Linked DNA regions of Homo sapiens: regions 2 and 3 are each linked to region 1. A link is a contact called in ENCODE Hi-C or POLR2A ChIA-PET data. All regions are on one chromosome and are shown on one strand. Each heading gives the region's core, a stretch centred on a gene start or an enhancer-like site at or near the end of the contact. The rest is flanking DNA. Distances are from core to core; before and after follow the strand shown.

Region 1 (4,372 bases), core at 1,375-3,874:
AATACTTAAGGGGAAAATCTCAACAAAGAGTATGCAATATTTGTGTGCTGAAACTACAAAACACTGACAAGAGAAAATAAAAACAACATAAATAAATGAAAAGATAAACTGTGTCCATGGGCCAGAAAATTTAATATTGCTAAAAATCTCGATTCTCCCCAAATTGATCTACAGATTCAACATAATCCCAATCCAATTTTCAACAATTTTTGTAGTAATTTATAAGAGGATTCTAAAATTTATATAGCAAAGCAAAGGACCTAGAATAGCCAAAATAATTTTGGGAAAAAAAGGAACAAATTTGGAGGACTTTGATCTCAAGGCTTACTATAAAGTTACAAAAAGCAAGACAGTGTGGTATTGTATGATGAACAAATAGATCAATGGAACAAAATAGAGAGCCAGAAATTTTGTGTGTGTGTGTGTAATTGATTTTCGACAAAGGTGCCAAGGAAATTAGCAGAGAAAGGATAGGTTTTTCAGCAAATCAGTAATGGAAATACTGGATATCCATATGCAAAAAAAAAAAAAAAAAAGCTTACCTTGCACCATATACAATAATTAACTCAAATGGATCACAAAATGGATCACACTTCTACATTTAGGATCACAGACCTAAATGTAGAAGCTAAAACTATAAAACTTCTAGAACAAACAAACATAGTAGAAACTTTTTTAAGACCTTGAGTTAGGCAAACACTTTTAGGTAGGGAACAAAAAGCACAAATCATAAAACAATTGATAAAAATTTATGTCACCAAAATTAAGCATTTTTCTCTTTCAAAGACCCAGTTGAGAAAATGAAAAGATAATCCACAGACTGGGCAGGGTGTGGTGGCTCACGTCTGTAATCCCAGCACTTTGGGAGCCTGAGGCAGGCAGATCACTTGAGATCAGGAGTTCAAGACCAGCCTGGCCAACATGGTGAAACCCCATCTCTACTGGAAACATAAAAAATTAGCTGGGCATGGTGGTGGATGCCTGTAATCCCAGCTATTCAGGAGGCGAAGGCGGGAGGATCACTTGAACCTGGGAGGCAGAGGTTGTAGTGAGCCGAGATCACACCACTGCACTCCAGCCAGGGTGACAGAGGAAGACTCCGTCTCAAAAAAAAAAGATAATCCACAGACTGGGAGAAAATATTTGCAAGACGCACATCTGATAAAGACTTACATCATATAGAAAGAATCCTTACAACTCAACAATAAGAAGACAACACTATTTTTTTTTTAATGGGCAGAAGATTTGAAGACTACCTCACCAAAAAAGATATAAGCACATAAGAAAATGCTTAATATCATTAGTCATTAGGGAAATGCAATAAAAGCTACAATAAGATACTATTACACTTCTACTAGAGAAGTATAATTAATTAATAAAAATAAATAAAAGACTGGCAGCATCAAGCGCTATCAAGGACGCAAAACAATTGGAACTCTCAGAATTGCTTGTGGGAATGGAAAATGATACAGCCACTTTGGAAAAGTGTGACAGTTTCTCATAGAATGAAACATTACACTTACCATACAAGTCAGCAATTCCAATCCTAGGTATTTATCCAAGAAAAAAAGAAACAAATATCCAAGCAAAATCGTATACTAGAATGTATATATCAGCTTTACTTATAATCTCTAAAACCAGAAAGCAACCCAATGCCCTTCACACAATGATGAATAAACAAGCCATTGTACATTCAAACACTGAAATATTACTCAGCAATAAAAAGGAACAGAACTACTGAAATATCAACAAAATGGATGAATCTCAAAAGCACTGTGTTAATGCCAGAAAGCAGGCACAAAATGTACAAACTGTATGATTTCATTTATATGAGTCACAAAAAGGCAAGGATCTCAATCAATCTGTGCATCCTCAGTGCCTAGCATGTTATAAAATATCCAATAAATGCTAGGTGGTGGACGGATAGACGAGGAATAATTGCAGGGAGGGTAAACTGCAAGAAAGTGATACATTGACGAGAAAGCAGAAAGGTACTTGGGGGCCCAAGTCCACCCACAGGACGGAAAAAGTGAGGGAAGGCATGGTCCAAGCTACCTTCAGTGAGTCCAGCAGCTTAAAAAATTAGACCCTGTAAATGACTACAGGAATAGATAAATGAGTAAGCGTTTCTCTGGTCTGAAAAAAAGGTGTGATGCGCCCCACCCTTCTTTAAAAATCTATTAACCACGCCTGGGGCTGAGGCAGCACAGCTTGCACCGGACAGGGAGGTGGGGTTTTTTTGTTTTGTTTTGTTTTTGTTTTTGTTTTTGTTTTTGTTTTTGTCTGTTTGTTTTTTGAGCACCAGAGCGGAGCTGGAGAGGTCAGAGGCGAGCTCTGGCTTGGGTGAGGAGGGTGAAGAAGAGACATCGCCGCGGCCCCGCCCGTCTGCATCCCTTCCCACTCGGCCTCACTTACCCAGGCCTGCCGTTCCAGCTGAGAGTACAAATTGGAGCCCTTGAGCTTTTGGACTATCTGGGCAATAATGAGAGAGAGGTCCGACTCCTCCTGCAACATTTCCCCTGCCCTAGCCCGCCAAGCCGCGGGGACAGGCCGCCGGCGCGGAGCGAACGGGCTACCGGGTCCCACTCAGGGCCAGTGACACTTCTCCGGGACCTTATTACACTGGGACTCCTCCAGCGGGCGTTACCAGGCAACTGCCGAGCCTTGTGTCCGTCCCTCTCTGGTCCCCTCAGCGCCTGAAGGCCACAGCATCTGCGTTCCGCCGGCGGAAAAAGACCGGGGCGGGGAGGACGCTTTTCACACCGTTGTTCCTGCCTTGTCTATGGTTGAAAGGCAAGAAAGCTCATTCTTTCAGAGCCACAGCGCCTCTGATGCACAAGGGGGACACGGAGAATTGTGCGTTTTACTATATAAAGGATCATTCTCTTCCACCTCTCAATTTCTGCAGAAACAGGACTGTGGCACGCAATGATACTGCGAATTACAACCACGAATTGTTAGGCTCTGACACTACCTGCGTAAACGTGTTACAGTTTCCGCCTCTGTAAAATAACACCCAGTTTGCAGGATGTTGTGATGATTAGCTGAGGTAAAAATCGTGAAGGTGCCTAGCACTGTACCATAGCACTCCATTTTACTTCATTTTCTCTCGTTTCTATTCTCTAGAGTCTTATACCAGGAATAAGTAGACAATCTCGTCTCATCTAACAACTACAAATTAACCAACAGGCATTATTTGTAGGTTTTCTGCAAAGCATTAGCAATTCAAGGATGAATAAGACATTGTCCAAGTCTTCCAGGAATTTACCGTCTAGATTCATCCTCTTCCGTATATTCATTCATTCAAGCATTTATTCATAATTCATTCAGCTTTCAACTTATTGAACATTTACATAAAAGGAACTGTGTGGGCACAAAGGTTTAATAAAATATGGTTCTTGCCTTCAAGGAAATGCACAAAAGATTTTTAGCAGAACTAAAAGTAACTGACTTAAATTATTGAATGACATCCCCAAAGGCCAACGGCACCTCCCTTCCCCCCCCAAAAAAGGCCTAGTGAAAAATACATTAGAATAACCTCACAAAAATAATCAAAATTGAGTTCAAATGTGTATATGCATATTTTAAGCAAAGCAGAAGTAGGATTTTAAGAAAACAAACCAAGATTGCTGCAAAAGCTACTCTAGACTAACTAGAAACAAAGAGATCTCATTCAATCAAATGTAGATTCTAATTCAATAGGACTCTGGTGAGAACTGGTAAACCGCATTTCTGACAAGTCCAAGAAATTATGATGCCGATGGTCCAAAGACTACATTCTGAATAGCAAAGGACTAAAGCAGGAAATAATATGAATTCAAAGGGACTGGACCCGGGCCTCTATGCACAGCACTCTGACATTTATAACACCACCATCCAGAATACTGGGATGATAAGTACAAATTCTAAATAATTTGGTAAAGTTGGTTTATCAAACCAAGTTTAGAAAGAGGCAGCCAGGAAAGAAACAAAGCACTTAAAGGCAATTAATGACAGACTCTCTAAAGTGCAGTTTCTCTACAAAACATTCTCTCACAACTCAGAATTTCTCAAAGCTGCAGATAAGTAGATATTGTCAACTCTTTATAGTCCTTCCATCTCAACTGTCCACCCATCCATGAATTCCCACCACAAACCTCACTTTGAACAGAGAGAAAGAAGAGGCAGAGAGAGGAGAGAGAGCACTACCATAACAGTCCCTTTGAGATTGAAAGAAGTGGAGTGATTAGCTGCCAAAGAGATAAAGATGCTTCAGCTGAAAAGATTAGTAGAGCGTTGAAGGGAAGGATGAAGCTGTAGAGCAGAAGAAAAGGCATAGATAGTGCCTGGAGTCAGAAAACATTCTGGCTTCCTTCCTAGTATGTACCCTGGG
Region 2 (4,372 bases), core at 1,873-4,372, 300 kb before region 1:
AGAATCCAGAGAGAGAAATAAGAGTGGGGCCACTCACTATTATCCCTATTGTTTCACTAGCGAAATTTTTGTTGCCTATTCTTTAACCTTATCCTCTGCTGGTCTAGAGGCCTTATTTCCAAAAAGAGGACTGTTTCCACTGGGAGATAGAATGATTCCACTGAACCGACATTAAGACTACCACCTGGCCACTTTGAACTCCTCATGCCTCAGAATGAACAGGCAAAGAAGACCCAGGGTTAGTGTACTGACCAGGGTTGCTGGTTACTAAGAAGAAATTCAACTGCTACCATACAATGGAGGTATGAAAGACTAAGTCCAGAATACGAGAGATCTTGTAATTACTTTCACGCTCTGTGATTAAAAGACTAAGTCCGGAATACAAGAGATCTTGTAATTACTGCCATGCTCTGTGATTAAAGTCAATGGAAAACTACAATAACCCAATTTAAGGACTACTTAAATTGGGTATGCCCAGACCCTTCAGGAACAAAGTTTTGGATCACCCCAACAGGCAAAGAACCACAAAGAGCTAAGGTGCTTGCTAAGGGAAAGGGAAAAATGGAATGGATAGTGCAAGAAGGTAATCATAAACAAAAACCAGCTACGACCATGTGACCAGCCACAGAAAACTGTAACTGTTATGTCTTATTTTGTAACGAATGTATTCAAATATTTAGCAAATATCTTTGTTTTCTTGCTCTTTAATCCCTTTATCATCTGACATAAGATATATTAATAATAGCTAACTTTACATCATGATATTTAAGTTATAGCTTATTAGGGAGAATGAACATTACCCAGGGACTCCGCATCCTCTTCTGGGGAAAGGGTTGGCATGTTTTCAGTTGTTTGAAGGATATTCATATTATGTTAGGCAGAAGTATGACTTTGTTATTGCGTTCATTTGGAGATTAAGTATCATTTAAGAAGATGTGTATGGGCGCCAAGTTGACAAGGATGGACTATGACAGTTTTATGTATCAACTTGTCTAAACTATAGTATCCAGTTATTCAATCAAACACTAACCTGGGTGCTACTGTGATGGTATTTTGTAAACACAGTTAACATCTACAATCAGTTGACTTTAAGCAAAGGAAATTATTCTTGGAAATGTGGGTGGGCCTGATCCAATCAGCAGGAAAGCCTTTTCTGAGAAAGAAATATTCTGCCCCACGACTGCAGCATCATCGCCTGCCCAAGAGTTTCCAATCTGCCAGCCTATCCTATGGATTTTGGATTTGGATTTGGATCTTTTCAATTACCTCAGCCAATTCCTTGAAATAAGTCTCTATGTTTTACCTATGTCTATCTATGTAGATATGTAGATACATGTATAAAACAATTAATTATTTTAAGTTACATCTTTGAGTATTTTAAGTGCAACTAAATAATTGGTAATATAATTACAGATATGCACTATATAAAATTATATTATTAATTTGTAATAATGAACATATACATTCATTCCTTCTGGTTCTATTTCTGTACAGAACCCTAATACAGGGTCTTTTAAAACATTAAGAGAAAAAATAGCCACTCTTTGCTTCAAAGGATACATCTAGAACCCAAAGAAAGTACTGAAAGATTTTAGTTTAATGCAACAAAGAACTTCTCACAAACCAGAACTGCCTACTAATGGAAAAGTTGTTCAGGAGCAATAAGTTCCCAACCACCCAAAGTATCTGAGGAGCTAATGAATGACAGTCTATAAGGGATACACCGGAGAAGTTCCTGTAATTAGCAGACAGTTTGAGCTTTAGGCTTTGTCCACTTCCTTGAGTTCAATCAAAGTCTGTAATTCTGTAACAGCACGGTGTGATCTTAGATTATTAGCAAGATACATCTTAACCCAAGTAGAAAATGAAAGCAACATCAAACAAAACAGTAAAGAAAAAAAGCTCAAATAAATTCTAAGTTTTAAAGGGATCACGGACAAGGCAAGAGGCAAAAAAAAAAAAAAAAAAAAAAAAGTTTAATTATTTGGTTTGGTGCTTATTGTATCTTGTAACATTCAGCAGTTGAACACTACGGGTTGTTCCAATTTCCTAGCTCTTTAAATTATATCCTATAAAGGCATAAGCTTTTATGTCTTTACTTCACAATAAAGTTCATATAACAATGAACTTGATTTTCAGGACAACAGAACAGAAGGGCTTTCACTGTATTTAGCATCCACATATAGCTCCACCTATACCACCTATTACCACCTCCATAGCTAACAAGGGAGCTCTAGCACTTTCTCTCCCCGGACAAAAGCCTACTAATTGGTCTCCCTGCTCTAAGACTAGACCTTCTAGAGTGTCATTTCAGTGAAAGAGCTGAAGTGATCATTTCCAAACATAAATCAAATCATGTCACACTTCTCAAAAACCCTGCAGTAGCTCCCCATCTCAGAGTACATGACATACAATGACAATGTCCTCACATCTTGTAGATGATGTCTACAAGACTGTACATTCTAGCCCAGACAACCTCTCTGATCTATCTATTACTCTCTCCATTGCTTACTCTACACCAGCCCTGTGGTCTCCTGGAAGTTTCTCCAAAAATCCAACAATGGTATCCATCAGGGCCCATGCACATGCCATTCTCTCCACCTGAAGGGTCTCATCCCTCTGTCTCTCCCTTCTCTCTTGTCAAATGTCAACTATGAAGATTTCCCTGACCACCTTAAATAACAGCAAACACACATATACTTTCCCTAACATTCTCTACCTTCTCACCTATTTTATTTTCCTTCATTGCATTTATCATCTCCTGATAAATATTTGTCTACTTGTTAACTGTCTTATCCTCAGTGAAATTAAGCTCATCGTTTTCTTCATTGCTCCAATACCTACAACAATATCTGTAAGTGTTCAATGAGTATATATTGAAATAATATATTAGCCTTAAGCTAAAATTTCAAACAATCTTCTCAGTTATATGAATATGCTCCTACACAGAAAAAGCTTTAAGAAGGAAAAAGTTCATATACTGTCCTAGTTCTCCTTGCATCCTTCTCACTGATTTGGTTTTACAGAGAATATGAAAGTAAATGTTCTGCCCGTCACAGTTCTCCTCTGTTCCACTGAACCTCAAATTATGAGCTCACATAGCCACAACTTCCTTGTTTGTCAAATAAGAGGAACTGGCGCATGGTGATCAGCTTCTTAAAACTCAAGTATCTAAAAATCAGATTTAAAATAAGGTTTATATGTAATTTTCAATAAGCCATAATGGAATGTCTCAGTAATTAGGATAAATCAACACTGCATATTTACATGAATAGACATATACATATATATATATATATATATATATATATATATATATATATATATATATATATAACCTGAGGTGCTAAATTTGGCTTCATTCTCATAATACAACTAGCACTGAATGCTATATTTTCAGTTTTACTGCTCTTATAAACTACATAGCCTGGTAACCAAGGTAAACAATTTGTATATCTGAAAGTTACATTCTGAATTCACCCAGGCAAAACATAAACCTGAAAAAATAGTCAGAAATGAAAACTATGTCACAAATATCACACATTAAAATCCTACATGCTTTAGTTAAAGGAGGATCCTTCATACCATCAAGATTTACAATTCAAGCCTTGATACCCCTATTTTCCAGTCTTAGCAGATACCAAAAAATAAAATGACAGCTGTCCAGTAAATAAGCTGATACAATCATATGCTGATGACTCCATTTATTCACATTCAAAAATAGGGAAGCAAATCTATGGTATTAAAGTAAGGACAGTGGTTAACCTTAGGCAAAGGCACATACTGATTTCAAGAGGACATGAAGGACTTCTGGGTAAAGGCAACATTATGTTTCTCGATCTGGGTGCTAATAACATGTGAGTATTCACTTTGTTAAAAATGGTTGAAATGAGCTGTATACTGATGATTTGAGCCCTTTCCTGTACTGTTATACTGTATTTAAGTAAAAAGCTTTTGGAAAACTAGATATTACAGCAATTCAAAACCATGAAAAATAAGGTTGAACATGAACAGTGGAACACAAATCAACAATCCTTAAGAGTATCTGTGTTTTTGCATGTGTACTAACCCTAATATTGTACCCATTAACTGTACCCAATACATTCTGATTAAGAAAGTAGAGAAATAAGTCACACGTTTTAGAAATAATTTGACTCCAAAATGTTTGAAATAAAGCAAGTTTTATAATTCAAAGGAGTCAAGGTTCAATTACTCAAGAGGCAAGAGTACTGGTTAAGGATGTGAATCTTGTTGTGAGAATTCTGTCTCACCCACTTGCCAGTTCTGTGAACTCGTGTTTAACCTCTCTGGGTCTCCGTTACATTACCTATAAGATACGGATCTACCCCATAAGCTTGTGAGGACTAAATGA
Region 3 (4,372 bases), core at 531-3,030, 300 kb after region 1:
AGTCACTAACATAGAAGCTTGGATATATTTGGAATTCCTTTTGGGGGAAAAAATTGGCCAAAGCTTTTGATAGCTTTGCTTCTCACACCCAGGCCAAACTGGGCTGGCTCTCTACTGGGACAAGAATGCATATTGGCATCTCATCCTTAAAGCCACAGAGTCACAGCATATTGGTCCAAAAAGGGTTATTACAGCTCATGCGGTCTAACTTTTTTTACTTTTTTTTTTTTTTTTTTTTAGACAGGGTCTCGTTCTGTGGTGCAATCATAGCTCACTGCAGCCTCAAACTCCTGAGCTCAAGTGAACCTCCTGTCACAGTCTTCCAAGTAGCTAGGACTACAGGCATGTACCACCATGCCCAGCTAAGTTTTTTAAGTCACATGTAGAGATGGGAGGTGGGGTCTCGCTGTTTTGCCTAGGCTGGTTTCGAACTCCTGGCCTCAAGCAACCCTCCCACCATGTCCTCCCAAAGTCCTGGGATTTCAGACATGAGTCACCATGCCCAGCCTAACTTATTTATTTTATATTTTTCTTTAACTTTATATTGGCATTCCTTGCTCTCTTTTAGCAAAGTCCTTAATTAATTGACAATATAGAATATTTATATTACAGGTAGGTACCTGTTACAAGATGCCAAGACAAATTAACAAGATTTAGCAGGTCATTCAAGCACTCTCACAACTCTGATACTTGAGAGACAGTCCACCAGACAGATCAACCTTCAATTCCTGTATATTCTCCAAGTTCTATGCCTTAATTTGGTAAAGACATTAGAGAGAAAGGTACCTGGGCCACCTTTCCTCAGCTTCTTCCTCAAATATATTAACCAACTTACAGGTGAGGTGTGTCCTCTGTTTACATTCAGGGTTAATATGAGTACATCTTTTGCAAGCGTGTGATTGAAGATACTGACCACAATGTTAAGCGGTATTAACTCTACACAACTCCACGTGATAAAGTCCTTCTTGAATTTAGCTTCAGGCAATGATAGCATGCATGCTCACTCTTGTCAGAAAGTGAAATCTCTGCAGCCTATCACGCTTCTCTTTTCACCTCTGCTGCCAGAAAGATCTGAACCAAATTTATTGCCAAGTGTTGTAATATGATCATTTCTGGTGCCTAGAATTATTTACTCCTTTTTCTTTTTCTTTTTTTTTTTTTTTTTTTTTTTGAGACCAAGTCTCACTCTGTCGCTGAGGCTGGAGTGCAGTGGTTTGACCTGCATACCACTCTCAGGTTCAAGTGGTTCTCCCACCTCAGCCTCCCAAGTAGCTGGGATCACAGGCACCTGCCACTGTGCCCAGCTAATTTTTGTATTTTTAGTAGAGATGGGGTTTCACTATGTTGGCCAGGCTGGTCTTGAACTCCTGACCTCTAGTGATCTGTCCACCTCGGCCTCCCAAAGTGCTGGGATTACAGGCATGAGCCACCAGGCCCAGCCCTACTCCTCTTTCTTTCTTAAACATTTTATTTGTAAACTGCTTCAAGTAATTTTGGAAGTATGTAAGTTAAACATAAAAAAATTTAATAAAATAGGTAAAAACAATTGGTAGGAAGTAAGGAATAGTCAATCTTCCTAATGAAACTTTTCTGTGCAAAGGCCTTCATGCCAAGTTTCTCATTTGAAGGATGGTGAAAAGGCCTTATGCTTTGTGCTGGGCTTAATCCCCAGCTATACAACTTACTTGTTAAATAACTGTACAAAAGTGACCTCGCTTCCATTTCCTCATTTTTAAGTGGGGATATTAATGCTGTTGTTCCACTGGGGGGTTGTGACAACCCAATGAGAAAACATGGGGAAATACTTTCTAAACAGTGAGTCACTCTAGAAATGTTGGTTGTTATAACTTCCCTGTCTTGCAGGGCTGAGCCACTCTAGTTTAAAGAATACGTGTTTGTGAGGGCTTTTAAAATAAACTCACAAATAAATTTGCAAGTTCTTTGATACTCCTTTCAAGAAGTGGAGCCTAATTCTTCTCTCCTAGGGTGTGGTCTGTAGTCAGTAACTGAGTTTTAGCGAATTCAATGTGGCAGCAGTGACAATGTGCAACCCGTGAGAATAAGTCATTACATGCATTGTGGCTTCCTCCTTGCTCTTGCTCTTAGATCACTCATTGCAGAAGAAGCCAACTGCCATGCCAGAGGGGCACTCAAACAGCTCTGCAAGGAAGTCCCTGTGATAAGCAACTGAAGACTCTGCCATCGGCCATGAGAGCGCCACCTTGGAAACAGATTCTTCAGCCTTAGTCAAATTTTCAGAAGACTGTATGTCCAGCCAACTTCTTGACTACAATCCCTTTATAGATCCCAAGCTAGAACCTCCCAGCTAAGCCACTCCTGGATTCCTGACCCTGAGAAACTCTGTGAGAGAATAAATGTTTATTCTTGCCTTAAGCTCCTAAATTTGGAGGTAATTTGTTACTCAGTGATATGTAATTAAAAATGTCTGTAGTTATCTACCCATCCTTTTGGAGAGCACTACTGAGGACTAATATCAGACTTTATACTCTTCCCAGATGTTATCATTGAAGGATATTCAAGTACTCAAATATCTTAGGATCATTGAGTGGGAAATCACCTCAGAGTCATGTGCAGTTTCCTCATTTTGCAGATGCAAATGCAGAGAAGCAGAGAGAGTTCAATGAGATGCTCAAAGACATTTAAATAAATGACAAAATTAGGCCTAGACCCTTCCCTGGTCTTCTTCTATTGGAGTTCTTCTTTCTCCTTCTTTCTCTTTCCCTCCCTCCCTCCCTTCCTTCCTTCCATCTTGCCTGCCTGCCTGCGTTCTTCTGTCCTGCCTTCCTGCCTTCCTCCCTCCCTTTCTCGTTTTCTTCTTTCTTTCTCTTTCTTTTCTTCCCTCCTTTCCTTCCTTTCCTTTCTTTTCTTTTCTTCTCTTTTCTTCTCTTCTCTGCTCCTCCCCTCCCCTCCCCTCCCCTCCCCTCCCCTCCCCTCCCCTCCCCTCTCCTCTCCTGTCCTTTCCTTTCCTTTCCTTTCCTTTCCGAGGCAAGGTCTCACTTTGTCAGCCAAGCTGGACTGCAGCAGCATGATTACAACTTACTGTAGCCTCCATCTCCCTGACTCAAGCGATCTTCCCACTCGAGCCTTCTGAGTAACTGGGACTACAGGAGCATGCCACCATGTCTGGCTAATTGTTATTATATTTTTTACTTTTTTTGCTAGAGATGGGGTCTCGCTATGCTGCCCAGGCTGGTCTCAAACTCCTGGCTTCAAGTGATTCTCTTACCTTGGCCTCTTAAAGTGCTGGGATTACAGGCACGAACCACTGTGCCCAATCTTTTCTCTCTTTCTTCTTTTTCCAATGACCTAAAATACTCCTTTATTTTTGAGCACAGATCTCAGAACAGTGACATGGTTTAAAATCAATACTCTCTTTTTACCGTAGCATGCTAGCTCTTTCCTTTGTCTTTTTCACCTGAAAATGTGCCAACCTAAAGCTTTTAGTTTAGGCCAGGTGCGGCGGCTCACGCCTGTAATCCCAGCACTTTGGGAGGCCGAGGTGGGCGGATCACCTGAGGTGAGGAGTTCGAGACCAGCCTGGACAACATGGAGAAACCCCGTCTATATGAAAAATACAAAAATTAGCCAGGCGTGGTGGTGCATCCCCGTGATCCCAGCTACTTGGGAAGCTGAAGCAGGAGAATGGCTTGAACCCAGGAGGCGGAGGCTGCAGTGAACAGAGATAGTGGCCACTGCACTCCAGCCTGGGTGACGGAGGGAGGCTCCGACCAAAAAAAAAAAAAAAAGAGGTTTTACTTTACAACATCATTTTACAAAAGAAAGGGTGCCCCTCAGATAAAGAAATTGCACATAATTAATATATATTGACATGAACACCTGCTGTTTGTAAGATGCTGTATGGAATCAAAAAATTTAAGCCTAAATTCTGGTCCTGAAGTTCCCCCAATCTGGTAAGAATGGGATGTTCTATGTGCAGTCAGAACAATGAATTATAGGATATTGAAGGACAGAGAGATCACATGTGAGATTCAAAGCTTTAAGCCAAGAGCTTAAAGTACATGAATTATTTTGTTTGTCTCTTTTTTTTTTTTTTTTTTTTTTGAGGCAGGGTCTCGGTTTTTCATACAGGCTGGAGTGCAGTGGTGCGACCACAGCTCACGAGAGCCTTGATTTCTTTGGCTCATGTGATCCTTCAGCCTCCTAAGTAGCTGGGACCACAGGTGCTCACCACCACGCATCTGGCTAATTTTTTATTTTTAAAGAGACCTGGTCTCACTGTGTTGCCCTGGCTGCTCTCAAACTCCTGGGCTCAAGCGATCCTTCCGCTTTGGCCACCAAAAATGTTGGGATTACAGGCGCTAGTCATCATGCCCAGCCCACAGTACATGTT

The links. Hi-C counts contacts between places; a loop is a spot of excess contacts on that map. ChIA-PET counts read pairs that join two places held with the same protein, here RNA polymerase II (POLR2A). Pooled maps may share reads with other maps.
Region 2: a map with no recorded cell type shows a loop between it and region 1 (8-fold over the local background). The contact joins the enhancer-like site here to the promoter of TBC1D19 in region 1. A Hi-C loop is called at or near these places in 2 of 37 single-sample maps with no recorded cell type and 11 of 50 pooled maps. POLR2A ChIA-PET finds 5 or more read pairs at or near these places in 9 of 52 experiments (CD4-positive, alpha-beta T cell, CD4-positive, alpha-beta memory T cell, CD8-positive, alpha-beta memory T cell and 5 more).
Region 3: a map with no recorded cell type shows a loop between it and region 1 (3-fold over the local background). The contact joins the enhancer-like site here to the promoter of TBC1D19 in region 1. A Hi-C loop is called at or near these places in 1 of 37 single-sample maps with no recorded cell type and 1 of 50 pooled maps. POLR2A ChIA-PET finds 5 or more read pairs at or near these places in 1 of 52 experiments (GM12878).

Annotation. Positions count from the first base shown.
Region 1 is chr4:26,582,336-26,586,707 of GRCh38, reverse strand. TBC1D19 (TBC1 domain family member 19) reads right to left here and starts at 2,624. Exons shown (of 21, transcript NM_018317.4): 1 at 2,416-2,624. The coding sequence starts at 2,514. RefSeq lists an enhancer at 2,307-2,396.
Region 2 is chr4:26,884,786-26,889,157 of GRCh38, reverse strand. All of the region lies in intron 1 of STIM2 (stromal interaction molecule 2), which reads right to left. Among named protein-coding and RNA genes, the nearest start is that of STIM2, 26 kb to the right of the region's middle. Within about 2 kb of position 3,122, at least 9 of the 41 ENCODE cell types and tissues checked have a DNase peak (open chromatin) inside an H3K27ac peak, as active enhancers do; they include CD4-positive, alpha-beta T cell, where a contact is called at or near this core.
Region 3 is chr4:26,286,184-26,290,555 of GRCh38, reverse strand. LOC105374542 (a long non-coding RNA gene) reads left to right here. Exons shown (of 2, transcript XR_925508.3): 2 at 2,107-2,403. It also overlaps a transcript of RBPJ not described here. Among named protein-coding and RNA genes, the nearest start is that of RBPJ, 33 kb to the left of the region's middle. RefSeq lists a silencer at 1,642-1,691 and an enhancer at 1,862-1,911. Within about 2 kb of position 1,780, at least 8 of the 41 ENCODE cell types and tissues checked have a DNase peak (open chromatin) inside an H3K27ac peak, as active enhancers do; they include GM12878, where a contact is called at or near this core.